Regions from separate parts of the Homo sapiens genome. Here all the other regions are linked to region 4. A link is a loop called in an ENCODE intact Hi-C map of the cell type or tissue named here. Cell type or tissue: heart right ventricle. All regions are shown on one strand. Each heading gives the region's core, and the rest is flanking DNA. Links, peaks and the distances in the headings are about the cores only. Region 1 overlaps ATP11C (ATPase phospholipid transporting 11C (ATP11C blood group)). Region 2 overlaps ATP11C (ATPase phospholipid transporting 11C (ATP11C blood group)). Region 3 overlaps ATP11C (ATPase phospholipid transporting 11C (ATP11C blood group)). Region 4 holds the start of ATP11C (ATPase phospholipid transporting 11C (ATP11C blood group)). Region 5 overlaps ATP11C (ATPase phospholipid transporting 11C (ATP11C blood group)).

Region 1 (6,133 bases), core at 442-5,441, 51 kb before region 4:
AAAAACAAAACAAAACAAAACAGGAGACTATAAATGTAGGCCTGAGAAAACCTGTGAGGGCCGGAGAGAAAGGAAATAAAATCAGTATCTTGAAGGGATATCTGTACCCCCATGTTCATTGTAGGATTATTCACAATAGCCAAGATATGGTCACAACCTAAGTATCCATCAACAGATAAATGGATAAAGAAAATGTGGTATATATTACACAATGGAATATTATTCACCATTAAAAAAACAAAAAAAAAATCATGCCATTTGTAACAAAATGAATGAACCTAGAGGACAGTTATGCTAAGTGAAATAAACCAGACACAGAAAGGCAAATACTATATGGTCTCACTTATATGTGGAATCCTAGAAAAGCTGAATCCCAGAAACAAAGAGTGGTTTCCAGAGATAAGGGGGTGAGATAGGAAAATAATCAAATGGCACAAATTTTCAGATAGAAGATGAACAAGTTCTGGGGCTCTAATGTACACCATGGGTGGTATTAGATGAGTTAATTAATTTGACCGTGATAATCATTACACAATATATATGTATATCAAATCATCACATTGCACTGCACACTTTCAATTTATACAATCTTTGTCAATTAAATATTTTAAAATAATTTTTCAAAAAAGAATACCCATTAGGGAATTTGCGCACCTCTAGACTTTGGCATAGAGGCAACTGGATGCAGCAAGACTGGTGTTTCCAAATAGCACTGTCTATAGATAAAGAAATGCAAGGAAATAACTACTTTAAAAGTCAGGATAATGGTTATTTCAGAAGGAGAGAAGGTTTTTGACTGGGAGAGGGCACCTGGAAGGACTTCTGGGGTGGCTGACAAAGCTCTATTGCTTGATCTGGATGGTGATTTCAAGTATGTGTGCCTTGTAATATTGTATTAAGCTACACATTTGTTTGATTTTTTAAATTCTTGTCTCATTTTACAATAAAAAAGCTAAAAAGGAAAGAAAAAAAAAACACCTTCTTTTGCCACTATATAGGCCATCCAGGGCAGAGAGGGTACAAAAAGATGAGGAAAGAAGTTATTACCTCAAGATGAAAGATGATGAGGGCCAGGCCCAGAGCAAGAATAGTAGGAGTAAGAAGAATGAAATAAACCCACTGGTGAAACATCTTGAGAGTAGGCTGCCACAAAGTTCCAGAGGACTTTAGCAGGAGAAGGCTTAAAGAAGATAGAGAGTGATTTCAGATTTGGACATAGTGAGTATGAGATGTCTTTGGGAATTCAAATACTACTTTCCCCTTGCTCATTTTAATGTATGGCTTTCCTTTGCCTTGGTACACATCTCTCAATAGTAATACTCTATTTCCTACCATTTACAATTCAATTCATGTGTTTGGCTTTCAAATGGGATAGAATGAGGAGGAGGAGGAGGAGGAGGTAGTTCTTGATGTAATCAGGCAAAACTTGGAAAACAAAGGAGGAAGATGGTTAAAAGAAATGTTTTAGTAGTAAAAGACAAGTAAAGGAGATAATATCCCATGTGAACTACTCCACTGAAAGGGAAGAAAGGATACAGAAGAAGAGCTATTGGGTCAGATTCCCCACCTGATCAGCAAAAATCAAGGGAAGGGGGATACATCATGCACTCGCCTTATTTTCACATCTGGGACTTTCTTAAGTTAGCTATATGTAATCTAAAGGAGAATTATAATAGAAATTTGAAAGTAAGAGAGATGGTAAATAAGACAGACAAGAAAAGGTATTCTACACCAGGTTAGCACACAATGGAGAAGCAAGTAATTTTGCTTAATCTACAAGTCATAACAAACTGTCCTCACTTGGAAGAAAAGACAGATATAAGCAACTGTGTGTTAATTACAGTCTGGGACACAGCAGCCCAGGTCCATAGAGTTGGGTTGCTATGGCCCATAATTTAACAAATGCATGAACAACTGACTTTGATAACATTCAACTGGAAATATTAAGATGTTACCCTCAGAGTCCTGCTTCTATTGCATAATAAAAGAACTCTAGCTACCATTTATTGAGCACTTACTCTATGCCAGGCACAGTCTAAGCCTTCAGCATCCATTATCTGATTGAAACCTCACAGCAAGCCCATGAGGTAGGTGCCATTAATCATCACCACATTACGAATAAGGAATGCCTTCAAGTGGTAACTCTAGGGAAACAAGATATGAGGAAGACTGCATAGAGCAGACTTGGGCCTGGGCTAAAAGGAGTGCCTGCCTCATACATGGTTCAACCCAGGCCACGAGAGTAGAATATTTCATAAGGAGTATGGGCTGTATCTCCAGTTGCTGATATAGAGTGATTTTTTTTCAGGTCTTATCCTCAGCATGTTTATCTCCTACCACTGCAACATGTGGCAGTGGTAGGCGGCCGGTAGCAATTCTAAGATTTGGGATCCCAGCCAGCTCTCTGTTTCTTTCCATCAGAAATATAACCAACATCTGGCAGAGTCAGCAAACGTCAAGATGTATGGGTCTCCACTAATTCATACATTACAAACTGGCTTCTCAAAATTGGTCAAATTCCATTACAGAATTACAGTTCAGCTGCACTGAATACTAAATACATATGAGCCATTAGCTGAGACTTTGAAATCTCTTTGCTCTATGGAAATTTCTATTCTGGTAGTAGTTGTTGCATGAGATTTTATCTTTATCGCACTTTTCCTGGCAGCAGTAAAATTCCATTTCCATCAACTGTTTCCTCTCAAGAAAGAAGTCTCTCAGGAAATACTCAAAACATTGTTCAACAAAGTTCTCAAATATGAATCATTTTCAACTGCCAGGAAGACACTCCTTTCCCCCACTGTTTTGCATCATAATAGGCTTTCTCTAAAATGACAGCTTTGGGGGAAGATATACTTATTTGGGGAAAAAAGACATTTATTAACTACAGTGTAAATCCTTTATTCTTCTCCCTCTATGGCTTTGCTTAAGCAGTTCCCTCTGCCTCAACTACCTTCTCCCCAGATCTGCCTGTCCAAGCCCTACCAATGCATTCATTCAAACGAACACTTCCTGAGTACCTAACAGATTTTTGGTCCTGTAATAGGTGGTAGGGGTACAAATCAAATAAATGTATTAAAAATTTGCCAAGCAAAGATTATGGTATGATCATGGCAGGACGTGGGATCACGATGGACATTCTGAGATTTTCCTTCAATGAAAAGTTTTTTGGAAGAAAAAACATTTACAGCTGGCCCTTTAAGGACAAGCAGGAGGAATTTAACGAAAGAGAAAAGGAATTTATGGTAGCCAAGAAGAGGCCAAGAGGCAACTCAAGGGTCTCCAACTACAAGGAGCACAACTGATTAAGGACCCCATCTGCCTCAGAAACTCATCCTAGTGTCTGTACTAAGTCACACCTCCAAAGGGGTGCTCCCAACCAATCACTGAGTACAGCAGGGATACCAAAGCAGACTGTTGCTGGAAGTTGCAGGACTCCACTAACAGCTGACTTTGCACTCCCCAATAGCTTTTCTGAATCTTCTTTAGACTGCACTGCCGTCTGGAAACCTTCTGCCTAACCAGCTCTCCCCTATCCCCCCTTCACTAGGGCTCAGACTTGCATGAAGGACTAATGGCACTCCCAGCCTTCTCAGCCCCCTCACCATTGTCTGTTCCACATGCATTTTCCCCTAATAAACCCTTGCCAATTTAATCCTGTGTGTCTGTTTTTCAGAGGACCCAGATTAATACAGCATTCTATACAGAGAGCTCAGCATAAATAAATACCCAGAGGTATGAAAAATCATGATGGGTTCTAAGCACCCCAAGGAGTGGTATGTGCCTGAAGCAAGCTGTGGAAGTGTAGAAGAAGCTGGGCCAAATCAGTGGAGGCCTTGTATGTCCTGATAAGAAACTTCAACTTGGTCCTATGAGAAACAGGGAGCCACCAGAAAGTTTTAAGCAAGGAAAGGGCATGTTTTTCAAAAAACTGTTCTGCTAGCAGAACGAAGGGTGGACAGGGCAAAGCAGAAATTGGAAGCACCTCTATGTATGCTTCCATCTTGTCTGCTAGCTTGTGAGGTCCTGAAGGATGAAATCATATTTTTTGCTTGTTTTGCTTTAATCTTAGAATAGTGTTTAACACGAAGTAGCTCCTCAAGAGGCCCCACTAAATCTACAAGGTTGGGCCTCACCTCATGGCCCAACATTTTAGTTAAAGCCACTCAAAAGTTTCATGAAGCCTGGTCATTCCTGCTTGGACACTGGAACCCTCTCCATCAATCTAGAAAGAGATGGTTATGTGTATGAAGGGTAGAAGAAACTATTCCCAAACTTTGCCTCTTGCCGACTGGTTATTTCATGAACTCCTTTGAAGACAGGCATCTAATCACATTTGTTGATCCTAACTGTGGGACAAAGGTAGTCATTAGATATTTAGTTTTTGAATGTTAACCAAATCAATGAAATTTAGAGAGCCAGATCAAGCTCAAGGCCCAGAGGTCTAATCCAAAGAACATAAACAAAAATCAGAATTGGCTTCTGAATATGGACTCACTGTCCAATGATGATCTTTGGGAAAATGTAGCCTTATTTTTTTCATCATAAGGTGGCAATAAGACCTACCCTAAAATGATGTACAAAGTAAGGTGAAAATTAAATAAGAAGATGTGGCCACTGTAATTGGAAAAGAGTAAAATAAATTTTACAGACTGAATATACAATTGGGGAAAATAGACAAATCGAAGATATCAAAACCTAAATATCACCCTAACACAAAGACATCCTGGACTTCTGAATAAATATGAGAAACATAACTTACTTATTACATTGTGACATCAGCTTGCTAAGAAAGGTCATAATTAACCACAAAGTCTACAATAAAACTCTAAGTTTAACATATTTACTTAAAGACTTCATGGCTAGAAGGAAAGCATACTGATTACCAATTCTGATTTTCAACAATATCAAGGGATGGTGTGGTATTATCCAAAAATTGTCAAGATACAATTTTCATGTGTCAAGCAGCACTTTTGGCTGGAAGAGTACTTCTATGAAATCAAATAATCATATGAACCAATTCCCAGAAGGCTATTGATTGGTAGAGTTGGAGCCAACAGCCCTCCCAAAGTCCAAGGCACTGATAGTCTGATGCCCTTTCTCAGACTCATTCTCATCTCCCTGACTTGACTAATGAAACACACAGAAGCTCTTGGGCCCTGCTTGTAAGACCCAAAATAACCTTACTGAAACAACCTGAAATGGTTTGTGTCACTTAGAGAAGACAGTCTCACGTCATAAACTGTCAGATCTACATGGGCTAAGGGACTAAAGTTAGCTAGCAATGGTCTGTTGTCCATGTAAAATAAAAACGGCATCTCCAATCCTCCACACTGAGATAACCACTTCCAAACCAGTAGGCAAGTCCAGAGCATTCAGGAATACTTTATTTTTTATTTTGATGAGGTCTTGCTATGTTGCCCAGGCTGGTCTTGAACTCCTGGCCTCAGGCAATCCTCCCTCCTGGGCCTCTCAAAGTGCTGGGATTACAAGCGTGAGTCACTGCACCCAGCTCAGCAGTACTTTTTAAAATTTTCCAAATTTGCAAACTGATTTAGTAAATACCTTGTGTTATTTTGACTTGAGAAGGAGTGAAAAGTAGACAAAATGAATTCCATTTTTATAAAAGAACTTTAGGCAATTTTGTCAAAAGAACTAAACAAACAACTATAGAAATCATTCTAAGTCTCCTTTGCCATCTTCTAAAACCAGATTATTTTCATTTACAAAATACATTTAATGGTAGGAAATCAATAATGATGATAGTAATGGACACCACTAAATTGAGCACATTCTATGTGAGACATTTTACATATATTATCTGTATTCCTCAAAACTCAATGTAAATGTTCTACATTTCAAATTTTTAAAACATGAGGCTCAGAGAGACAAATGTGCCACAAATCAAGTAAATGGCAAAGCTGAGATACAAATCACGATATCTAAAAGCCCAGATTTTAGATGGCAATGAAAGGTGGGAGGGCTTTTCTCTCCTTCCAAATCTCAATTTCTACCTCACTCTCCCAATTCCTGTCCTTCCCTCCCTTCCTCTGTCTCTCTCACACAAACACAAACACATGCACACACATACCCACTCACTTCCAAAGAGAGGCGATACCATACAGTGAGCTAA
Region 2 (6,133 bases), core at 746-5,745, 100 kb before region 4:
AGTTTCACTAAGAGCTTTCCTCATACACTATCTCTCTGATCTTTTCTGAATAAGGCCTAAGTGGCCTCTATCTCCATTAAATTGGAGAAAATGGATTGAAATTACTATGCAGGTTTGGGGTTTTGTGTGTGCACATCCCGGCAGTGATTGCTGTTAGATGATGAAACAGAAGCCTGAAAGAAGCAGCAGAATGTCCACTCCTGAGCATTTTCCAAAATAGCATTTTACAGTCTCTTTACCCTAAACAGGTTTGGGTTGAGACGTGCCTGAGACTGGGGGTGGGGTAGTATGAAGTAGGTGTCTTTTCCGTGCCTGTTTCACCCTAAAAGCTGATGAAACTGCAATGGCTGGTGGAATTTCCTGCAACTGTATAATAATATTTGGTTCACATAAAAAATAGCAATGCTGAACTCAAGTAAATTCAATGTAATTGCCCACCTGCTGCCAATATAGAGTGTTAAAAACAGTGGTGTTAGTTCCTGTGATTTTGAATAATGTAGGTGTCTTTGCCAAAGCAGAGAAACGCTAAGTAGAAATCATTTTTAAAATTCCCATTTGGATGGCACGCAGTGTAGTCTGGAGTGGGAGTGTGTGATTCCTGGCACCTCGTAATGAATTGTAATTCATTAGGAGTCCATCCTGTGCTGAACTGCTTCCCATTCAATTGTCCTTAAGAACAGCATTTCTTAAAACTGGAAATATGCTGGTACTGACTCTATTTTAATGACACATCACACTACATAATAAAGTATGGCAAATATTAAAAAATATGTTTACAATATATGAATTAACAGAGAAAGCAATGTAAATTTCTTTCTCAAGATAAAAATCAACCTTTTGTACTCCTAATTTATACCTCCATAGTATAAACTGAATGCTGTAAAAAAAAATAAAGCAAGTAATTTATACCCCAAAATGGCCTCTCAATAAAAAACCTAACACAGTAATTATTTAACTGGCACCATCTTAAAATCCTATGTCTTTGCTAGTCATAAAAAAATGAAAAGCCATTGGAAATAAAATTTGTTCCTTGGTTGCCTCCAGACCTGACTAGATAAGAACTGAAGAAAAACAGAGACCTCAATACAAGACTGTTACTATAAAAGCTGGCAAAAGGATCTGAAATAAAGCCTACCTCTATATCCTTTCCATTTGCTGGCAAACTTATATTTATGAGTTAGCCATAGATCTTTGACTCTTAATCCTGGTCACACAGTGGATTTAAACACAATACTGATGCCTGGTTCTTTTATTTAATATTTAATTTTTCTGGAAGCTCCCCAGGTGACAATTCTAATTTGCAAGCACAGCTAAGAATTACTGCCACAGACTCTTTCAAACAGTGATCGTCCTTAAATAACATCCTGCAAGTTTTTAGTATGCCAGCCATAATCTTGCACTATTTCTTTAAATAATTTAAACAATTTGCTTTCCAAAGGTTAAAAATACAAATAACCCTCAGTGTTCCGTCCAACCATTTTAAGCTGCTCGCAAAGTAAGATTCCCCTTCGACAATTTATTTTGCATGTGGTTATCTCCCATCAATTATTCAGATCACTGATAATGAGAATTACAGGCCCTGATATAATGCAAAGCTACTTGGATTATCAGCAAATAATCTTAAAACCGACGTAATCCCTGGCAGTTACAGCATTACTTTTATTGGTCATCGAACTGCTTTCTGTAAGCAACCACAGCAAATAAAAGTATTTGCTCAAAAATGAACAAAAAAATTTCTTATTAAAATCTGAAGACTTGGCAATGATTTAAAATGGTTCTCCACTCTCCAGCCCAAAGCTATTTTCTTCTCTGAAGCAGGAATATTTTTGAACAGCATAGTGTCTTAAAAAGGCCAAATTCAAAATTGAAAGAGCATTTCATCAAAATTTCAGATGTCTACTAAAATGCTCCCAGAAGTCAGCATTTCCATACTAGGGCTGAAGGGGTGGGGGTATGGGGAGGAGATCACTACAGTGCCAGGAAACATTTCCAGTGTATTAAGCTTCTTGGTTAAAATAACTACAATGTATTCGGTGGTCAAATTGCTGAGGTTTCCAAGCCCACTCCATTATAACAAGCAAAAATGAATAAACTTAATGTGTAATTTACAATCATAACTCTAAAATGATCCTTAAAATTGCACTTTTCAGATTTTGCTTTTACTGCAACTTCTGAAGTGATTAAGCTGTCTCTCCTTTTGCCAAAGGAAGTGAAGCAAGACTGATGGGGCATTTTGTGTTGTTCTGCCTTTAAAGCTTAATTACAGTCATATTAACTGAAATTCTCAAACACCTGACCAAAGGACAAATGAATACATAAAGTTTATCCCTAAACACAAAGATTTCTCTAATTAGGCATTACCCAATGGCTTCACATTTAATTGAAAAAAAAAAACTACTACAGGAAATGGATATTAAGCCTCACACAAACACCTAAATCAGCAAGCACAACACTTAAGAAAAAGACTGACCATGAGGATTTGGATAAGAACAATGCCTTGTTTGGAAGCTCAGAGTGGACCTTTCATTATCTCAAAGTGATCCACTGAGCAGTTTAATTTCACCAGGGACAATCAATTCTAAGTATTCCCAATCTGATCCCCCTTCCCCCACCATGCCCTTACTCCAAGAACTTCAGGGCTCAGAAATTGTGGCTCTAAAGACTGAAATGCAGCTTCATTAAAGGATTGCTAATAGAAAGTTGATGGATCAAAAATACTGTAAACATTCTGTGATTCAAGATTCTAACAGGAATTTTATCTTTTAATGATTCAGGTTCTTCCATTTATAGGAAGTAACCTGCGACTCTCAGTGTTCCTTTGGGGTCTCAGCAACTCAACTTCCCTTATTAACAGAATCTTTCCTAACCCAAAGCCTGACAATATGCACAGAAACTTAACCAGCAAGTATACAAAACCTCAGAAGTTCCCTTTCACTTTCACCCTACCCATCTCTACACACAGCCTTTCATTCCAAACACTTAACAAAATTTAAAACTCTAAATAAGGAGATTCTTAACTCTTAAAGATAGGAGCAGTGAGGCTGAAAATCCAGCTAACCATTTACGATTACCCTCAGGAAATGGATAAAAATATACATGCAAATAAAAAGCAGGAATAAAGCAGGCCCCAAGACCTCAAAACCCAACCTGGCTGAAAAGAGGAGAAATAAATATAGATTACAAACCTCAGAGGCTGGAGGGAGAGATGGGACCATCTGCATACTGACATGCAGAAATTTGGCAACACAATGGCAGCTAAATCTCAGAGAGAATGCTGCAGATTATCAAGCAACTTGTACCAACCCCTGTGATCCTTGTAAAGTTTCCCAGAACTTGGGAAGTGAGCCAATTATGGCTTGCCTAGTTCCTGTACTTCCATGGGAGGCAGCAAAGGAAGCATCAGATGACAGTCTATTCCTTAAGAGCTCAAAGCAGTACTCTGGCGGCCTTAGCCCCATTATTGCACCATTTCATATCTTTTTGTTATTCTTCTCCAAAGACCTGATTTGCCTTTGTAACTTCTGTATTTTAAGGTGTTATTATTTTAAATATCAGTATCTTACACCACACAGTAATTTTTCCTCATCTTGGGAAGTTCTTTTCTAATCCCTGCCTACAATAAATGGACCACAATAAAAAGTGGGGCTAAACAATAAGCTTCGGAGGAAAGTTGAATTGAACTTTTAGTTGTAGTTTAAGAGGAAGAGACATAATCTAAGTATTCACTATGATACAGTTTCTCCACCCTAAGAGTCACTGTAATACAGTAAATTCAAGCTTCAAAAATATATGCAACAAAGGCCTAAGCAGATGGTTTATGTGGAAAGGTCCCTTAGGGATGGAAGACTTTTCTCACTATTTAGATATCTCAGAGGTAAGAAAGTTATATCTCAGCAGCCAACAGTAATATCTAGCAATCGCAAGGAAAAAAGCCAGTGGATATTAGGGAGAAAAATGCCTTGACCAGCATCATTACCTAGAAGAGATAAATTCTCATCCAAAAATTACTTTCTAGATCACCACAGAAGAATTTTTATTACAGTTTAAGAAGAGATAAGAAACTCTAGCTGGAGCAAAAGAAAAAATATTGTAAAACTGGTGTCTGACGACCTGAACAGGGTTTTATTTCTTTTTTCAGTGATAGTGTCATTACTATAAAAGTGATGTTTCCTAGAAAGGTCTGCCAGTTCAAATACAAGTTGGAGTGTGTCCAGCAAAACCAATGAATGCATTTTTCCAAGTAAACTGTTAAATACCATACAAAAAGCAAACTGGCTTAAAAACTGCCCGAGCTGTAAATGTAATTAATTTAAAGAGCACATCCAGGCTATAACTTTTCTTAACATCCCCAACAAAAGAGGTAGATAAAAAGCAAGTTTCCATTGTGGAGCATGGCTTAGTTGAATAAATGAAGAAAGTAAAGGGTTTCGGGGCGGGGGGCGCATTCTTCCTGGACCTGGCACAGTGGCTTGGACCTGTAATCCCAATGCTTTGCTTGAGGCCCAGAGTTCCAGACCAGCCTGGTCAAACATAGTGAGACCCCTGTCTCTACGAAAAAAAAATTTTTTTTAATTAGCGGGGCATGCTGGCACACACCTGTAGTCCTACCTACTAGGGAACCTGAGGCAGGAGGACCACTTAAGCCCAGAAGTTCGAGGTTACAGTGAACTATGATCACCACTGCACTCCAGCTTGGGCAACAGAGTAAAGACCCCATCTCTTTAAAAAAAAACAAACATTCTTCCTACAGGGAAGGCTTTCAGGGCAAAATCTGGAGAGGACAGGGAAAGCAAGACAGTTATGACTCTGAGAAATATTATTTACATTTTTTTTTTCTTCAAAATGAGACCTGGAGAAAATGGCTTAGTTGAGCCTCATTTCCTTATCTATAAAATAAGGTCACATAACGTAAGAGACTGCTTACAGCAGGATTAACAGAAACACCCAGAAATCACTTTAAATGACTGTAAACTATTCGCAGGAACAAAGGATGAGGTTTGCAGATGTTAACAAACTATAGGAATATTGAAACTCTAGCAACTGGGCCAGCATGGAACTAGGCAACGTCCTCAACATAACCCACATGTAAATGTTTTATTTAAAGCAAGAAAGTTTCTGGCTCTACAGAAGAGGCACGGGAAATTTTGGTGCTACCCCTGCCTAAAGGGGCAGGATGAATTATGGTCCACTAGCAGAGAGTGCTTGGTTTTGAAAACACTGTTCTTCAGTGTTCATGAAGAGGACTAGAGTTAGCCAGGGAGCTTGACAAGTGCCATGTTTGATGACAACTGAGGGCCACTGGAGGAGCTTATGGAGGCTGCTGTCCAGAACATATACCGTTAGTATTTTGGAACTGTTGATCTGACATCCTGACAGTAAAAATAGGAATTCGTTTCTCCCTTTGTGGCAGAGTACACAGGCACTTGGGAACTGCACTGGAATTATTGACACTGTCTCTCCATCATCTCTTCCCTCTCCCCAAAGCTTTGGATTTGAAGCTTCTGTGCACTATAAAGACTGGATGCTGCTATAAATATAACTGATGATCTGATTGTAATTATTCCTAAAACATGCTTAAAAGAGACTATATAAATTAGCAAGACGTTTGAAATGTAATGTATAACTTGGATATTGAAGCATAAAAAGAAGAGCACGACAAATATTCAGTAATGCCTTACATATAAATAAAAATTGTTTAGATTGTTAAATTTTAATGTGCCTTTGAGTACTGCCAACTAGGAATGCCACAGTAAGATAAATGGCAAGAATATCAGGACACCACACTCAATGTTCCCCAGACTGAATTACATGGAACAAGTTAATAATGAGGTTCCTTAGAGAAAGGGGAAGCCCACCCCTCCTCCTGGTTATTCACAATGCATACCCATGTAGTAAAAGCTCCATAAAGTCTTGAAGAAACCTCTTTTAACTTTGTGTAAGTCAGCATTTCCCAAAATTTTTTGACCACAGAACTCTTTTCTTCCCACAAGGAAAATCCAGTGACATCACATTCTGTACAACATGTTTTGGGCAATGCTACTGTAATATACCTCTTATCTCAGCAAACATGTCTACATATCTGGGCTACATCTATGCTAGAGTCCACTGGTAGAAAAAACACATGGTATTCACA
Region 3 (6,133 bases), core at 353-5,352, 110 kb before region 4:
TAAATGAACTGCTTCCTGGAGGAATTCTGATTATTCCCTTCATAGGAAATGACTGCCCTCTTCTCTCCTTCATCAAGTCATGAGCTCTTAAGAGATCATGGAGCATGTCCTAAGTCCCCTTATCACAGGTGCCTAGAACAATAGTTTAGCACACAGAAGATATACAAGAAATCTTTATTAAAACTTGTGCCCTAGCCATTTACTCTACTGGTTTAACTAAAAGGTAAACTTAGTTTCTAGCACATCTTTTTTAGTATAATACAAATGTAAGATTTTAATGCAGACCAAGAAAAGTCTACTTTTTAGAGTTTTCTAACTAAAAGTGAAATTGAGTTACAGCCATATACATCAAGTTATTCAAATTAACTTGTTTATCTAAAAAGTAGATTCTCCAGCTTGGTCAGTTGCTACAAATCAAAAACAATGTTATCTCAAGCATGACCTCTATGGCAAAAAAAAAAGTTAATCACAAGAAGAAAATGTGTATAGCAGTTTTTTAGACACAATGATGAGAATTCAGTTTTTGTTACAAGTTAGTTCTTGCTTGGAGACGTCAGTAAATAGTATTTATTTATTTATTGAAACAGAGTCTCACACTGTCACCCAGGCTGGAGTGCGGTAGCGCGTTCCCAGCTCACTGCAGCCTCTGCCTCCCAGGCTCAAGCAATCCGCCCGCCTCAGCCTCCTGAGTAGCTGGGACTACAGGCACACACCACCACACCTGGCTAATTTTTGTTGTGTGTGGTTTTTGTTTTTTGGGTTTTTTTTGTTTGTTTGTTTGTTTGTTTGTTTTTTTTGAGACAGAGTCTCACTCTGTCACCCAAGCTAGAGTGCAGTGGTGTGATCTCAGCTCACTGCAACCTCCGCCTCCCAGGTTCAAGCGATTCTCCTGCCTCAGCGTCCCGAGTAGCTGGAATTACAGGCATACGCCAACACACCCGGCTAATTTTTATATTTTTAGTAGAGACGGGGTTTCACCATGTTGGTCAGGCTGGTCTTAAACTCCTAAACTCAGGCAATCTGCCCGCCTCGGCCTCCCAAAGTGCTGGGATTACAGGCGTGAGCCACCGCGCCTGGCCAATTTTTGTATTTTTTGTAGATACGGGGTCTCCCTTTGAACCATCTCCGAGGCTGGTCTCGAACTTCACCCGCCTCAGCCTCCCGAAGTGCTGGCATTACAGGTGTGAGCCACTGCACCGGGCCTCTTTTATACTATCTTTAAGTACAACTATAAACTTAAAAAGCAGCCCAGACATTTAGAACATGTTTAAAACTATTTATACAGAAAATGCCAGCTTTGGGCTGGGCATGATGGCTCACACCTGTAATCCCAGCACTTTGGGAGGCTGAGGTGGGTGGATCACCTGCAGTCCGGAGTTCGAGACCAGCCTGGCCAACATGGCGAAACCCCGTGTCTATTAAAAACACAAAAAATTAGCCAGGCGGGCGCCTGTAATCCCAGCTACTTGGGAGGCTGAGGCAGGAGAATCGCTTGAACCCATGAGGCGGAGGTTGCATTGAGCTGAAATCGCGCGCCACTACATTCCAGCCTGGGCGACAGAGACTCTTGTCTCAAAAACAAACAAACAAACAAAAAACGCCAGCTTTCCCGGTACATACAATGCATTTTATATATGCTTTGTAGTGGATTAAATAATCTGTACACAAGTGTGGCCACTAAAGATGAAATTATGTGAAAAAGTTGTGGGTCACTGCCTCAAATATGTATCATCTAATTTAATTTGAAACCAAAACTTTATAAACTTACTAAGCAAATTTCCCAAAGGAGGAAAGTTGAAGAGAATCTCAGCTTTGAGAGTCAATTATTTCATTTAAGCAAAAGGAGGCTTTAGAACTTTACTTGTTTTGACCAGTTCTGTGTTACCCAAGATTTCCAATTTATCATTAAAAATGCTGATGGTTTAGCATTAAAAATGCAGATGAGGAACTTGAGACTCCAAATAACTTTTAATGTGTCTGAATAACTTTTAATGTGTCTGAATAGCAGCAAAAAAGAAAGAGAAAAAGGTAAAAATAAAGTAGTAGATATTTAAAGTAATAATAAAGTTAGCAGTCAACTGCTCAAAGAAAACTTAGGAAAAACTCTTCTGGACATTAGCCTAGGCAAATAACTGATGACGAAGACAAAAAAGCAAATGCCCGAAAACCAAAAATAAACAAACGGGACTTAAATTAAAAAGCTGCACAGCGAAAGAAATAATCAACAGAGTAAACAGACAATCTATAGAATGGCAGAAAATATTTACAAATTATGATTCTGGCAAAAGACTAATATCCAGAATCTATAAGGAACTCAAACAGTAAGAAAAAAAATCAACTCCATTAAAAGCTGGGCAAAGGGCGGGGTGCAGTGACTCACTTCTGTAATCCCGGCACTTTCGGAGGCTGAGGCAGGGGGATTACTTGAGGCCAGGAGTTTGTGACCAGCCTGGCCAATATGGTGAAACCCCGTCTCTACTAAAAATACCAAAAAAAAAAAAAAAAAAATTAATTAATTTTTTAAAAAAAACCTTTAAAATTTTTAAAGGAAAAAAACACACAACAGATAAACATGATGGAAACTAAAGATCCTAAAATTCATAGCAGAGTACAATCAATGCTCCTTTTGCTAAAGAAGGGAATTTCCAAGTTTTGCACCAGCTACAAAATTCTGGTGATTTCCAAAATCCCTGCAGAGTACATTAAAGTTTGTGAGGCTGTAGAGGCCAAATTTTTCTAAAGAAAGTATTTGTGTTCCCAGGAGATAAAAAAACAAAAAGCATTAGGCCGGGTGCAGTGGTTCACGCCTGTAATCCCAGCACTTTGGAAGGCCAAGGCAGGCGGATCACGAGACCATCCTGGCTAACCCAGTGAAACCCCATCTCTACTAAAAATACAAAAAATTAGCCGGGCGTGGTGGTGGGCGCCTGTAGTCCCAGCTACTTGGGAGGCTGAGGCAGGAGAATGGCGTGAACCCAGGAGGCGGGGCTTGCAGTGAGCCAAGATCGCGCCACTGAACTCCAGCCTGGACGACAGAGCGAGACTCTGTCTCCCCCCCACAAAAAAAGCATTACTTTTATAAGCAAATAAAACTTAAAGTAGGTCAAAATGTTTGTCTTCAGTGTTCCCTGCCTTAACATTTATAATGTCACATTACTGGTGGTATTTGTAAACAAAAGCGGCATCCAATTAAGATAGTTATTTTTATGACTGAAGGGTGGAGAAAGAAAATCAACACTTGCTACAAAGTTGGAAGGCAGCTAACATATTCTATAAACAGTATATTTTGAAAAAATAATCCTTTAAAAAATTCTGGTATAAATACAAACAGCCAAGACAATGTGAGGAAGAAAAAGTCAAATTATGAAATTGTTGGTCTTTTCGGAGTAGACCTGAAGGCCTCCATTTAGGAGACAGTATCCCACACATTCAAAACACATGAACTTGAGGAAATCAATAGTACTACTCACTATTGTAATAATAATCACAGAAACACAAATAACAATAGCAGCTACCGTTTGAGTTGTCGCCCCATGCCAAGCACAATGCAAGAGGAGAGAAAAAAAATGAGGAAGGAACCCAAACAGCACGATGATGTAAAAAGACCTCTTTATTCAGAGCAACTAGACCTTATAAAGTAGTTCTACTCCTGGTTTTATTACTAACTCTGCTTGGTGACCATGTGCCTAAATTTCTCTGGCCTTAACCTCTTAAGACCATTTAGCTCTACAAGTCCACAATTCTGAATCAAAGGACTACTACAGACCATTTAATTGGATACCACAAGGTGAGCTGAAATTTCCAGTAAAAGAACTATTCACTATTTTAGGCATAAGTATGTCAACCTCTGGCTGAGAATAAAATTTCTGCCACTAGTGTGTAAGATTAAGAGGAAATAGACATTTTTATCCAAAATAAAATGTTCTATAGGCCTACATATCTGCTCATTAGGCAACAAAATTTTCACCTGTCCTGACCATATTTCACATGTTAATCTCCCAGCAAAACATGATCACTACTGTATCACCGCCCAAACAAGAAATTAAATGCATATTTGAAAACCAAAATGTCATATATTTTTAAGGAAGGGCATAATTTTGTGTTTCAGTTTCTAAGTGATTACAAGTGTACAGTGAACCAAATGTCACCAACTTTTATCTCTGCCTTGCCAGGGCACATGAGGAAGTGAGGAAAATCTTCAAGATCTATTCCATTCTATAAGAGATGGCAGTAGGCCAACCTAGCACCTAACCTGGTCAGCCAGAGGTAAAGACTAGCTAAATAACACTTGCAGAATGATGACTACTGAGTACTAGGAGCTATAAGAAGTGGTTTCACAGAGTATTAGCCCCATTTCACCAACGAGGACATTTAGAATCGGGGCGATTAATTTGACCAAGGTGACACAACTAGTAAGTGGTTGGGCCAGGATTTAAATACAGGTGTTCAAACTTCCAGGCCAATGCTCTTAGTCCTACACTATGCTGAAGAAAGATGCAGTCAAACGGTGACACAGCTGCAGTGACTTAACTCTTAACAGATCACAGCTGAAGCAGTGTACTGAGCAGCATGCACCCTTTGGGACGTAGGAGTCTATTAATACTTGAGAAGTGGGATGGGAGGTGGAGGGGTTGGCAGGGGAACTAGAAAGAAATGCAAATAAAGTCATTCCAGGACAGCATTCTCCAAAAGAATGCAAATTCTTTTATAAAAGAATTTGCATTCTTTTATATCCTAGTTCATCCATTCAAGGGTAATTCAGGAAGCTTTGCACAAGTAAGTAATTTGTATTTTTAGCAAACTTTACGGTTTAAAGTAATATGCATAATCAACAAGCACTGTGAATCATAACGGAAGGCAAGTGAATGATCTTTCACCTATAACAAGACAAAGTGATTTTTTAAATAAACTGTCTTTCAGAGGAATACTTATTATAGCTGGTATATGATCCATATACATGCAAATACATGTACACATACATAAATGCATCAGTTTCCTCAGAAGCACAAATTAGAATGCATTATCTGATTCACTATATGAACATCTATTGAGTTAAAACAAAAACTTACCTTAGATGAGACTATTCTATTATCACAAAATCTTTGTGCAATGTAAGCTTCTGTTTCCGAAACTGGATGATTGCCAACAAACACTGTGCGTGTGCCAACTCGTTTCTCTTCTCCAGCACACTGACCAAGAGAAAAGGGAAAAAATTCAGTTTTTCATCACATTTGTCCACACTTCTACCAAGCCCATAATTCTTGTCCAAGCATGCTGGGCCATAATCTGGCGAGAAAGTAGTAGGGAGAGGAGAAAACCTTGTTAGGGAATTCAAAATCCATTAAGCTCTTACTTGCTGACATAGTAAAGATTAGTAAAAGTGCTGTTTGAACCAACTGTTCTGAGGTCAACAGTGCAATTCTAAAATGATTAAAGAAAGTACCCTAGAGAAACAATATTTTTACTGCCAATCATTTTTCTTTCATCCACAGCCCAAATGAATCTTAACCATAACCTTCACTAGCAACACACTAACTCACGAAAGAATGGACTGGGAATATTTCATTTATTATGCAACTACTGAGGACAACCTTTCAACTACCTTACTAGAGAACAGAAAGCATAATGCAGATTACTTCTAAACACAAAATAATTGTGTATAAGTGTAAAGGTCAGAAATAGAATGGCTGCCTCTATTGAAGAAATGATCGACTTTTTCTAAAAAGAAACTAGTTATTTGGCTTTACAGGATAGTTTATTTTGCAATCTCTCAGAGCCTCATTGTTGTAAAGTTCCAATTCACACAATATATTTCTCATGCCCCTTTTACATTTTTAATAAGTAGACTCACCGAACCTAAAAGTTTCAAGATTGGGCTCTATTTTATCCCACCCTTTAATTTTGCTAAGGCCTCACTCTCTTCACTTTAATCAGGATAATACCCTTTTCTTATATAAATTTGGGACAGTCTCCTTGTATGGTACTATATTACCATATCTGAGACTACCACATATATAAGTCAAAGGATGCATGACAGAAACAAATACCCATTTATATATTCCCATTATTTTTTAGAACTATAATTCCCCAACCTAAAATGTTTTAATATATGTAGTCACAAAGATTTTCCTTC
Region 4 (6,133 bases), core at 770-5,769:
GAATCACTATTTTCTTTTAGCTTGAAATTGGAAAACTCGAAAAATAAATGGCATTTCAAAAATGATTCAGCAAACACAACTGAGCTATAGAAGATGATGCTTGTAAGAATCCTAAGGGATTCTTCCACGTCAGGTTTAAAATATAAAGGAAGCACTTCTCTAATATGTAGTCTAGTTTTCAATAACCAACAACTACAATCAACACCACTGTAATTTATTTCACAATCAAAACCAATATCAGACACGTACAGGTACACTAAAAAAACAACTCATTTTGAAAGGAATTCATAGCTCTATTTCTAAAATATTAAAACAATCATAAGACAACTCACAACCTTGACTACATCTATACTGCTGTGAAAGTCTCAAAGTTCCACTCAAATCTTTAATTCTAGTCTTCTAGTAATTCAAATGGAAGTACCCCTCAAAGAATTTGTCAGGCAAAAGAGGAGAACAGCGCATGGTTTACTGATCTAAGAGATGGAAAAATTGCCCCCCTCCCCCAAATTTTGAAGCCGTTTTTTAGCAATGATTATTTGATAGTAATTTTCACATTCAGTCCAACGGTATGCAGATTAATTCCTTGCCCTGGGCCTAGGGCTCAGACACAACTCCTAAGAACCTTCCAGCTTACCGCACTGGTACAAATTCCTGATACTTACCACAGTCATGGCTGCGCAGGAAAATGTGAACAGCTGAATATTCCAGCTGCAACAATAAGGTCAAAGCTCATTTCAGTATTAGCAAAAGTGATTCTCTGCTGAGATCTTGGTCGGGGATGCAAAGTACTAGCCTCAAACCTGCAGGCTGGCACCTCAACAACTGCTGCAAATTCTACTGCATGCCCTGGCTTCCTGGGCCAGCACTGCTTAATTACTAGACTCTGATACGATGCAGATCACTTTTCGCAAAAGGGAAGCAATGGGCTTTTAGACCAATACTTGAGTTGTTCGGTTTCAAATGTTCAAATCCTTAAAAAAAAAAAAAAAGGATTTCAACAACTTAAGTTTAATGATTTTATTATGATTCAGAGCCCAGTTGTTTTCCACCATAAGAGTGCCACGTGAAAAGATTATCCTTTTCCTAAATACAATTAGCTTTCATTGCCACCTTTCCCTTTTTGTCACCCCCACGCAACACTCCAAGATCACAAGAATCTATGTGAAACAGCTATTAAGAACAATACCCGCTTGCATTCTCAGGCTAAATGTGAGAAACCAATTTTAGTCACTTGCTTCAGCAAAGCTATCAGTACAAGCCATCACCTACGGATTTCAAGATGATTGATATGTACAACCTCTACTGCTCTATGCCACAGGTAATAATCTGTTCCAATTTCATACTGCATGTTCCTGGGTGGGGTCAACATTTAGAAAACCATTAACACAGCACTATTCTAAAAAGGGATGTGCAAGTATTACTTTTAGCCAGTGTACACTTGTGAAAGTTTCAAATGAAGGAAAAATGAGAGCAAATATATCCGATGTATGAAAAATGTTAGCAACGTTTTGATTAGGAATAATTGCATGAATAAAACCAAATCGACATGTTCTCAAAAGATATATTTTAAGGCAGGTAGAGGAAAGCACTCAGCTTTCAACCCTTTTTCCTAACTACAGAAAAATCAAAATTTGCAGATGAACCCTTTCTTCCACATCATTGGCAGAAATAAAATCCTATTCCCGCCACCACCTCTTGCAATTAAGGAAGTTGCTACAAATAGCAGCACGGAACGTAAATGGTCCTGTTTCGCTCCATTCTTAATGTACCCTCTAGGAGTAAACAGGTTACTCAAAAAAGTCAGTAGCCAGAAAGCGATTTTCCCTATGGCTAACTCCCATGAAAATGAAATTCCCTTTTCTGGGGATTCTGAAGGGGGTAAACGTGGACGGAGGAGTCCAGTCACAGTCCGCCTTCTCCCATGGGTTCAAGGTCTGGAGTGCTCAGTCCTCCGCGAGGCTTCAGACCAGAGATCGGCAGCACGGGCAGTGGCGGCGCAGCCTCCTCGCGGCTGCACATCCACCCGGCCCACCCTGACAATCACGCTCGCCTTTCAAACACCCTAAAGGTGAGCTTTGTAGGCTGGGTCTCCAAAGTTTGCCCGGCCTCCGGTCAGAAGCCGCCCGCTGGCTGAGCCCTAGGCAAGGCTGAGTCTTGCCCTAGTCTCCGGCTCCCTCAGCCCCCAGCTCTTCTTTTGGGCCACCGTGACAGGTCTAGGTTTACCTCCATGTGCTCGTGGCAGAGGAAACAAAAGAAAGCAACCTCCCTGAGAATAAAACGCCATCTTCGACTAATTGGCAAACTGAGGGGTCCCCGGGTCGGTCCCCCCACGAGTCCCCCCCACCACCCAGCCCGAAGGCGGCCCCCAGTTTCAGGCAGAGTTTGTAACAGCTCCGGGAAGCCCTGGTCGAATTGTCCTGGGGGCGAGGGTGGGATACCCCGAGAGCCCTACCTGCCTCCCCTCCCCGGCCGCCTGGGCACCGTGTTTCGGTGAAAAGGAAGAAGAGGGGTGGTGGTGTCTCCCAGAGACGTAACTGCCCCCTCAGAAAATTGTTGTGAGGGACCCGGCGAAGGGGCTGGCGAGCAAGCAAACCGGCACGCGCGGAGCCGCAGCGAGTGTACTTACAAAACGATTCAAGCTCCGGCGGAACATCGCGTCGAAGGCTGCCGGGCGCTGAGCTGGGCTCTACCGGGCTGTCTGGGAAGGCGCCGTCCACAAAACACACTGCGGCGTGGGCCGGCGGCGCCAAGCGGAGCAGCGAGGCGGGCGGCCGGGCCACCCGCTCGCCGCCTGCCCCCCTCGGCTCTCCGCGCTCCCCCGCCCCCCAGCCGCCCGCAGCCTAGCCGCCGCCCCGCCTCACTCGCGGCCCGCCCCCGGCCTGCCTGACCCGGGGGCGGCGGCCCCGCGGATCGCCCTTATCTGGCCCCGGCACCCCGGGCCGGCAGCTCGCGCAGCACCCACTGAGAAGGCGAGCCCGCCGCGCGGGGGAAGGATGGCGGAGGAGCGCGAGGCTCCTCCTGTGGGGAGGGGGCGCCCCCGTCTCTCCGCCAGCGCCGGGCTCGGCACCCCGCGGGATGCGCTCTTCCCCGACGCGGCACCACCGCCCGCCTCCCCGCTGGACTCCGCGGCCGCCCCCCTCGGGGCACGGGGAACCCTCCCGAGGCACCCCGCGCCTCACCTCGCCTCAGCCCGACACTACTCCCCTGTCTCTGTCGGGAGCCACAGCCTCCCTCGCCCCGGCCCTAACTCGTCCGCCGTGCCGCGCCGCGCCGTTTCGCTCGCAGCCCCTCCTCGGTCCGCGGCTGCCGCGCCGCCCCGCGCTCTGGTCCCGCACTCGGGCCAGGGAGCCTGGGTACAGCCAACCGGCCCGCCCTGAGCCAGCCGACGGCCAGACTCCCTCTTCCGGGCGTGGTGGAGCCGGGCTCTGAGGCAGGGCACCGTGAAGACCCCAGCGCGGGAGGGGCGGGGCGGGGTGCGAGGGGGGACTAGTTCTGAAAGCCCACCCTCCTCATCTGCACCGACGAGGGTTCCCCCTCGACCCTCGCGCCGCTGTACTCCCACCTACGCGGCTTTCCCTCCTCTCAGTCTTTCTCTCGTCCTGCCTGCCCACCTAAGCCTTCTTACTTCCACTTTCTCTGAGGTTGTAAAGTCAGGCTTTGTGTCGTTGCTGCTGCGCAGCGGGGCGGGATTTCCCTGACCCCCACCCCGCCCCACCCAGGCCCCTCCCGCTCGCCCCCTCCCCCTCCTTGCTCCCGGGGCAGCCTGGGAGTTGTAGTCCAACCGTCCCCCTACTTCGCCTGGTACCGCGGGCTGGGAGCTCCCCCACACGCTAGTCCCGGGTTTGCCCAGAGGGTTGAAGAAGGAAGCGCGGGCTGAACAGCGGGTTCTCCACGCCGGCCGGCTGGGTGTGGAGGCCGGGCGCACTCGGTAGCCTTCCTAGCGGTGGGACATGTGAGAAGGCTAAATTAGGCAAAGCTCCGAATCCTGGGAGCTTTCCCTGGAACGCAAAATGTGCGCATCAGGAAACCCTCTACACCCTCGGCCCCCAGCTTAGAGCTGGAATTTGCGAAACTTTAAAAATTACAAAAGAAAAGCGAGTCCAGAATTGCCACGAGGCTGGGCATCCCTCCCAACTACCACAACCCCACCCCTTTTCACCGCCCCTTAAGGCGGGGCCCAAGGCTGTTGGAGAAGAACTTGCAGATTCTTCTATAAAAGTCAAAAAGAAGGAAAGGGAGTTCAGAGACTCTTACACGAGTCTTCCGCCTCGCCGCGTTCTCCTGCCAGTTTAGAGCTGGGGACAGGGCCCAGCCACACCACAGGCCTTCCCAAAGGTCGCGAATAGGCCTTTACTACTAGGCATAGGCGCTTCTCCTTTACCCTCCGGAGTTCGGATTCATTTCAACAAACCTTTGCTGGGAATTTTCTTTGTACCAGGCACTGTGCCAGGGCTGGACACAGCGATTTCTTAAAAGACCTCCCCAACAGGGTGGTCGCAATCTGGTTGGGGGATACAAACAAGCGAAAATGCCACGTTAGAATTTAATAATAGCTAGAGTTCAAAGTGCTAGAGAAATAGGGGAGAGCGACATTGCATCTGAAAATGGGGTTTGGGAAGTTTTCCTAAAAGCCCTGGAGATTAAACTAGCCCTTGAAACGTGGGAAGGCTTTAGAGGGACCTGACTGAGCCCAAGGGGACAAAGTCCAGGGTAGAGGGAGAGGTCGGTGAAAAAGCGCAGGACAAACTAAGAAAGAGATCACGCTGTAGTGGCAGACGCCCAGGACGTGTAGGTAAGGGCGGCTCGAACGAAAGCTAAAATCTAAAACTCTTCAAAAACATGTTACGAAGTTTGAACTTCATTCTGCGATCAACGAGAAGCCCATCTCCCAATAAAATGCAAATGCAGGAGACCTAAGGTTTGTTCCCAAACTGTCCTAACTGCCAAGAAGTAAAACCAACCGTTTTCAATTCTTCCCCTCTTATGATTCCTTCTCTGCTCACAGTTGAGCCTGTATCTAATGATTTTTAAGATTTATGTTAAATTTATATTTATATTAATCAGATATTATGATATTTTATTGACAAAAGAGATCTAAAGTTTTGCTCTCTACTGCTTTAAAGATTTTCAAATAGAGTTATTTTCTAGCTTTCTAGCTTTACCTTTTTTTTTTTTTTTTTTTTGAGACAGTCTCACTCTGTCACCCAGGCTGGAGTGCAGTGGCGCGATCTTGGCTCACTGCAGCCTCTGCCTCCTGGGTTCAAGTGATTCTCGTGCCTCAGCCTCCCAAGTAGCTGGGATTACAGATGCCTGCCACCACACCCGGCTAATTTTTGTATTTTTAGTAGAGACGGGGTTTCACCATCTTGCCCAGGTCTCGATCTCCTGACCTCAGGTGATCCACCCGCCTCGGCCTCCCAAAGTGCTAGGATTACAGGCGTGAGCCACCATGCCCGGCCTCTAGCTTTACTTTTATTGAACACAGCAAATACTGTAATTTCTTCACTAGTTTATTTGTTGAACGACTGCTATGTGGCAGACATTATTCTAGATACTGGAATTGGGAGGTGGAGGAGGTTATTGTCTTTAGTTCTAGGTATAAGTCTAGAATTCTTACCAAAATACATCCTTATCAATAAAATAATAAACTAATTTAGACATTTGGGGATACAAGTGCTTGCTAGTGAATAGTAAATAATATCGTTCCAAATTCAATTCTGTTAAACAAGTGGAAAAAATGTACTTTGCTTATAGATTCAAACAGATCAACTTTAAAAAATATTAGAGACCTGAAATTTTTTTTTGTTTGCATTATGCTCTCATACATACCCATTGTCATGTTACTGCAGCCTAATCACAGGAATTTTAAGATTCCTCAAGATATAGCAGTATTGGGCCAGGCGCGGTGGCTCACACCTGTAATCCCAGCACTTTGGGAGGCCAAGGTGAGTGGATCACCTGAGGTCAGGAGTTCGAGACCAGCCTGGGCAACATGGTGAAACCCTGTATCTACTGAAAATACAAAAATTATCCAGGTGTGGTGGCGGATGCCTGTAGTCCCAGCTACTCAGGAGGCTAAGACAGGACAATTGAATCGCTTGAACCTGGGAGGTGTAGGTTGCAGTGAGCCGAG
Region 5 (6,133 bases), core at 381-5,380, 130 kb before region 4:
ATTATTTTTAAATAGCAATCAAATTACTCCAGGTTGGGTTTCCTACATCCCAAGAATATACATTTTTAATGAAAATATACATTTTAGAAAAAAATAGATCAAATTGTAAGGTTAGCATACATGAAGTTATTTGTATAGTCACACAGTTTAAGCCTATGATTACTCCCATTTTAGAGTCTAAATATTAAATAGGCTGTGTCAATATTAAATTCAAGCAGTGCTATAAAAATTGTGGTAGCTTTTACTTGGGGCTCAGTTTTTCCACACGTAATTACCACCCTTTTACCCAAACACGAGTGTTTGCTTAGAAGTTAAAAAACAATTACATAACAGCTCTTTTCAAATATAAAACCTAAGAAAAAATAAAAATAAGAAAAAATAAAAGATTAGAGGGTGATGGGAGGCAGTATTGTATGATTAACTATCCTGAGATCAAAATGTTTAGGCAAGGTTTAGTCTGTTACCTTGCAATTGGATTCCCCATCAAGACTGGCTGTAGTGACATAACAGGTTCCATCAGTGGTGCAAGATGATAGAAGAATAAGATCACAGGGAAAGGTTTCATCTGCCTGTACTTCTACTACATCACCAACCTGGAATTGAGAAATAAATATAAATATTTTAAATTCCAAACAAAGCATTCATTACACTCATACAAAAGTCAAAACATTAGCAAGAGATTATCTCTAGCTCTGGGGCTTTGAGAGTATCTCAGCATCCTACATCATGTGAAAGGTGATGAAAGAATATTACTCAATATTCAGAATCCTCTTTAAGGTTAGAAGGACTTAGGATGCTTTCAGATTACCTTAGCACTGACCTTTACCTTTAATAAATGATTCTGACATCCGTTTGCTCTCTGATATTTCTTGCACAAATGTTTGATAAGACAATGACATTATCACTTCATGAATGAATCAAGAAAATCTACAACATGTCACAAACTGGGCACTTCATGAACACTGAACAGCCACACTCCCACTCTGTACCACGCATACTTCAACATACTTTGCCTGCCATGTGGTAACAACTGTGTTGTTGGGTGCCAGGTCCTTCTTCAGTGCTCAGAAAATCCCAGTTAATTAGAGAGGCATTGATTTTTCCCAAAATATTTGAATTTTTTTTTTCTATAGGTCACTTTCTATGAATTCATCTGCTGTCAGGAGAATCACTTAATATAGCAATGAGAAACAATTTCTTATCAGCAAGTACCCAAAGCTCAAGGAAAGGAAAAACCTGAGAGAAGAAATCATGAATAATTTAATAATGTAGGGTTAAGTAAATCATAACCATTAAAAGTTTGGACTCTTTAACCTGACTTCTCATCCCAGCTCTGCCACTTAACTATATGACCTTAAATAAGTGTCTTAGACGATTGCAACTACCTCAGAGAATTAATGTGAGCATGAAATGATGATACAAGAAAAGTACTGAGCAAAGTGCCTGGCACATATTAACTACTTCAAAGGTGTTAATTATAATTATTACTAACATCCTGCAACTACTTTACTCCCAACTTATGAAGAGTCATAACATTTTTTTGGAAAGATATAAGAAATCCTCCAGTCTGGTCCTTCCCAAGATTTTCACACCATGGTACATATTGAAAATTATAAATAATACTTTTGTACAGCACCTTCAGGTAAAGGGAAGAGGCTGCTGGATGCAGAAGATAACCCACTTTAGAAGGGAGTCAATATTTGGCACACTGACCTAGACACACTGACTGTGAAATGCTAGGTAATACATGCAACACCCAACTTCTATTTGCAATATGATTCGGCAGATAAAGATGAGGATTTCAAGACCTATTCAGGAAGAATTTTATTTTCTTTGCCAATCTTAATCACTAGCCAAGATCAACAGCATCAATAATTGAACTAACTTGTAAATAATATTTTATTTTGTTGGATTGTTCCTTCCTCACTTACATAAACACTTATGTTGCTTACACAAAACCACAATTTATGCTTAAATATGCAGAAGAGAGATAACAAACAGAATCCTAACACATCTTACAAGAAGGAGATACCCATTAGAGGTCGGAAGATGACTCTCAGGCATTGATAAATAAAACACACAAAGAGAGCATTTTTTCAACAGTTAGGATGTAGTCAGATATGAAATATAAAGGCCCCTATATCTGCAGTGCAAGCTCAGACTGACAAGATGGGTATGAGTCAGATCACAAAGGGCTTAGCAGGCCAGCCTAAGGGATTTAGGCCTCACTCTAAAGGTAAAAGGATAGGTACAGGACTTTTAAAGACAGGGAATAACATGATCTAGTTAGACAATGAACTCTAGAGGTCTATTTACCATTTTAAAAGCCACAAGAGAACATCACCACCTCCCATTACAAACATTAGGAAAAAATGGATAATCTAAAAACAAATACGTATTTTTTAGTCCATCAGAGAGCTGAGGTTGCAAAGCAACCAAGTGAACTGAATTTCAAAGGGTAACAAGTGTTTCTGAGGAGAGACAGGACAGATGAACTGTTTCATAACTGACCAAGCATAGAAGGAAGAGATGGCTACCATGAAAGTGGGTAAGAAGAAAACAACTAGATTTTTAACCAATTCCTAAAGACTGGGTGTGAGCTAGTATGACAGTTCAGAATCTCTACAAGCCTGAGAGACAAGAAGAGACCACAACCATTCACCAGCTCTTCTCTAGAGGCTTCTACTGAGTGTTCATGAGAAAGCATACAGGCAGGAGACCTAAAAGAACCTTTCTCACTGGCACGGGCATACAGGTGGTGACTGCTGTGAAGAAATAGGCACAAAAAAACCATGCCAGAATCATAGACCCCTTTCTCATATTAAGCAAATGTCATCTGCATCTAGGAGAAAGGCAGGAAACCTTCCCTGGCATAGTCTCAGGGAAACATCACTACTGTTAGAGGAGAGGTAGAAACAAAAGTGACCTGCTACAGGGGATGGGACCTGCTACAGGGAATTGGACAGGAAACCTATCATACCAATAACCTGGTGCTGATACAAGGTAGAAGTTCAGTTACTATGAGGGGGGAGGATATTGAGAAAGTCTTACCCTGAGGCTTTGGTGCATATGGCCTGCTTAATATTGTGATTGGAATGAGAAAACCAAGAAATCATTCTGTTCCTGCCAAGAGCCTTACACTGAGTAACAAACAAGAAATAGCAGTCTACCACTGGAGAAAAGGCAAGGGAACGTGGGGCGGGGAGGGGCAACCTCTGGGACTCGGGAATATAGGATGTTGCTGAAAGCAGATAGTATAACAGGAACACCATAAAAAACTCTCCGGCACACCAGGCCCCACACAAAGCTCAAGGTAATGGCATTCTACCACTTAAGGAATTTGAAGTTAAGTGACACATTAAAAACATCAAAAACCAAAGCCAGCCCAACTGTTGACTAGATTGACTCAACCGCCAACACTAGTGGCCTGACAGAAGAAGCCAGGCCCATTTCAGAACACATATACCACTGACCTCAGTGAATACCATTCTTTTACATACAATGCCCAAAATTCAATTAAAAAATGAGATGCACAAAAACACAAGCAAAAAATGAGCCATCATTGAAAGATAAAGCAGTCCATGAAACCAGACCCAAAATGTCCAGATTTTGTAATTATGAAACAGGGACTTAAAAACAGCTATGATTAAGATGTTAAATGGGTGGGGTGTGGTGGCTCACATCTATATTACCAGCACTCTGGGAGGCCAAGGTGGGAGGACCGCATAAGGCCAGGAGTTTGAGACCAGCCTCGGCAACTTAACAGAACCCCATCTCTATAAAAAATGATAATAACAGTTAGCCAAGTGTAGTTGCACACCTATAGACCCAGCTACTCTGGAGATGGAGGTGGGAGGACTGCCTGAGCCCAGGAGTTCAAGGCTGCAGTAAGCTATGGCTGCGCCACTGTACTCCAGCCTGGGCAACAGAGTAAGACCCTGTCTCTTAAAAAAAAAAAAAAAAAAAAGATATTAAATGGTACGGTATTTAGTGGAAAAGGTAGACAACATGTAACAGTGAACGAAGAATGCTGGCAGAGGGATACTACAAAAAAATGAAAATGTAAAGTCAGAAATGAAAACCATGTTATCAGAGATGAAGATTTCCTTCAACTAGTGGACTGGGTACAACAAAGGAAATAATCACTAATTCTGAAGACAGAGCAACTAAAATTATCCAAAGTGATATATAAACAGGAGAAAAAGGAGTGTACTTAAAAAAACAACAAATTACTCAAAGGAGAAAATATCAAACAGTATAATAGTCATGTAATTGGAGTACCGGAAGAATAGAGAGAATGAGTCTGAAAAAATATTTCAAAAAGATAATGACCAAGAATTATCCAAAGTTAATCAAAGCCGACAAACAATAGATCCAAGAGAACTTCGAGAAGGATAACTACGATGAAAAAAATGTAGGTATATCATAGTCAAACTGCTGAAAACTGAAAATAGAAAGAAAAATGTAAAGGCATCAAAGAAATATTATATACACAAGAACAAGAATAGAAATGAAAGACTCATTAGAAACTATGCATATCAGAAGACAATGGAGTAATATCTTTAAAGTACTGAAAGAAAAAAACCCCTCTAACCCATAATTCTATATAGCCAGAAAAATAATTTTCGTAATTGAAGGTGAGATAAAAACTTTTCCATAGGAACATTCACTTCCAGCAGATTTACACTATAAAATACTACAGAAAGCTCTTCATGGATAAAAAATAAGATACTATATGAAAATTTAAATCTGCATAGGGAAATGAAAAAATGTGGGTAAATATAAAATATAGTTCTTATTGTTAATCTTTTAAAAACAGTTTTAGGCTGGGCACGGTGGCTCCCACCCATACTCCTAGCACTTTGGGAGGCTGAGGCAGGCAGATCACCTGAGGTCAGGGGTTCGAGACCAGTCTGGCCAACATGGCAAAACCCCGTCTCTACCAAAAATACAAAAATTAGCCAGGTGCGGTGCCACATGCCTGTAACCCCAGCTACTCAGGAGGCTGAGGCAGAAGAATCACTTGAACTCAGGAGGCAGAGGCTGCAGTGAGCCGAGATCGTGCCACTGTACTCCAGCCTGGGTGACAGAGTGAGACTCTTGTCTTAAAAAAAAAAAAAAAGGTTTTAAAAAGATAATTACAACCTAGTAATTCTGCTCTAAGTTATATACTCAAAAGAATCAAAGGGAAAAACTCAGATACTTATATACCAATGTTCACAGCAGCATTAATCAAAATAGTCAAAAGTTAGAAATAACTCAAATGTCCATCAACATATAAATGGATCAACAAACTGTTATATACATAAATTGGAATATTATTCACCTTTAAAAAGGAAGGAATTTCTGATACATGCTATAACATGGATCAACCTTGAAAACATTATGCTAAGTGAAAGAAGCCAGACATAAATGGACAAGTATTGTACAACTCCACTTACATAAAGTATTGAGGATAGGGAAATTCATAGAGACAAAAAGTATTAATAGAATAGAGGCCACAAGGGGCTGAGGAAGGGAGAAATGGGAAGTTACTGTTTAATGAATAGAGCTTTGTTTGGGATAATGGAAAAGTTCTGGAAATGGATAGTGGTGATGGTTGTACAACATTGTGAATGTACTTACTATAAATAAATTGTACACTTAAAAATGGTTACTTAAAAATGGTTAAATGGGGCCTGGCGCGGTGGCTCATGCCTGTAATCCCAGCATTTTAGGAGGCTGAGGCGGGCAGATCACCTGAAGTCAGGAGTTTGAGACCAGCCTGACCAACATGGAGAAACCCCGTCTCAACTAAAAATACAAAAAAATTAGCCGGGCATGGTGGCGCATGCCTGTAATCCCAGCTACTTGGGAGGCTGAGGCAGGAGAATCGCTTGAACCCAGTAGACAGACGTTGCGGTGAGCCAAGATCACGCCATTGTACTCCAGCCTGGGCAACAAGAGCAAACTCCATCTCAAAGAAAAAAAGTTAAATGGTAAAGTTTATTTTATATATTTTATTACCAAAAAAGACAACTCACAGGCAAAAATAGTAACATATTGTGGGCTTTATAAAATGTAAAAGTAAAACGTATGACAACAATAACACAAAGGGTGTGAATGAGAAAATGAAAATATGCTCTCTGAACAC

What was found. A loop is a pair of places that touch in the nucleus more often than their neighbours do. Peaks named below come from ENCODE experiments on the same cell type or tissue, not always from the same donor. Only the 100,000 strongest peaks of a DNase experiment are listed, where the experiment ranks them.
Region 1: a loop joins it to region 4, with 3 times the contacts of the local background. A loop is called at or near these places in 13 of 110 quality-filtered maps.
Region 2: a loop joins it to region 4, with 4 times the contacts of the local background. A loop is called at or near these places in 25 of 110 quality-filtered maps.
Region 3: a loop joins it to region 4, with 2.7 times the contacts of the local background. A loop is called at or near these places in 28 of 110 quality-filtered maps.
Region 5: it touches region 4 in a loop (5-fold over the local background); 7 of 110 quality-filtered maps call a loop at or near these places.

What each region holds. Positions count from the first base shown.
Region 1 is chrX:139,879,109-139,885,241 of GRCh38, forward strand. The region is part of intron 1 of ATP11C (ATPase phospholipid transporting 11C (ATP11C blood group)); the gene reads right to left. Among named protein-coding and RNA genes, the nearest start is that of MIR505, 42 kb to the right of the region's middle. In heart right ventricle, for the core only: no CTCF peak of the experiment used is centred there; no DNase peak of the experiment used is centred there; H3K27ac peaks cover 1,631 bases.
Region 2 is chrX:139,828,969-139,835,101 of GRCh38, forward strand. All of the region lies in intron 1 of ATP11C (ATPase phospholipid transporting 11C (ATP11C blood group)), which reads right to left. Among named protein-coding and RNA genes, the nearest start is that of MIR505, 92 kb to the right of the region's middle. In heart right ventricle, for the core only: no CTCF peak of the experiment used is centred there; no DNase peak of the experiment used is centred there; H3K27ac peaks cover 1,080 bases.
Region 3 is chrX:139,821,635-139,827,767 of GRCh38, forward strand. It overlaps ATP11C (ATPase phospholipid transporting 11C (ATP11C blood group)), which reads right to left. Exons shown (of 30, transcript NM_001353812.2): 2 at 5,070-5,189. Among named protein-coding and RNA genes, the nearest start is that of MIR505, 100 kb to the right of the region's middle. In heart right ventricle, for the core only: no CTCF peak of the experiment used is centred there; no DNase peak of the experiment used is centred there.
Region 4 is chrX:139,929,390-139,935,522 of GRCh38, forward strand. It overlaps ATP11C (ATPase phospholipid transporting 11C (ATP11C blood group)), which reads right to left and starts at 3,664. Exons shown (of 30, transcript NM_001353812.2): 1 at 2,627-3,664. The coding sequence starts at 2,653. RefSeq lists silencers at 2,691-2,850, 2,891-3,130 and enhancers at 3,911-4,260, 4,301-4,350. In heart right ventricle, for the core only: a CTCF peak has its summit at 3,825; DNase peaks (open chromatin) are centred at 2,832, 3,752 and 4,182; H3K4me3 peaks cover 3,224 bases; H3K27ac peaks cover 2,368 bases.
Region 5 is chrX:139,804,007-139,810,139 of GRCh38, forward strand. ATP11C (ATPase phospholipid transporting 11C (ATP11C blood group)) reads right to left here. Exons shown (of 30, transcript NM_001353812.2): 6 at 465-593. Among named protein-coding and RNA genes, the nearest start is that of MCF2, 99 kb to the left of the region's middle. In heart right ventricle, for the core only: no CTCF peak of the experiment used is centred there; no DNase peak of the experiment used is centred there.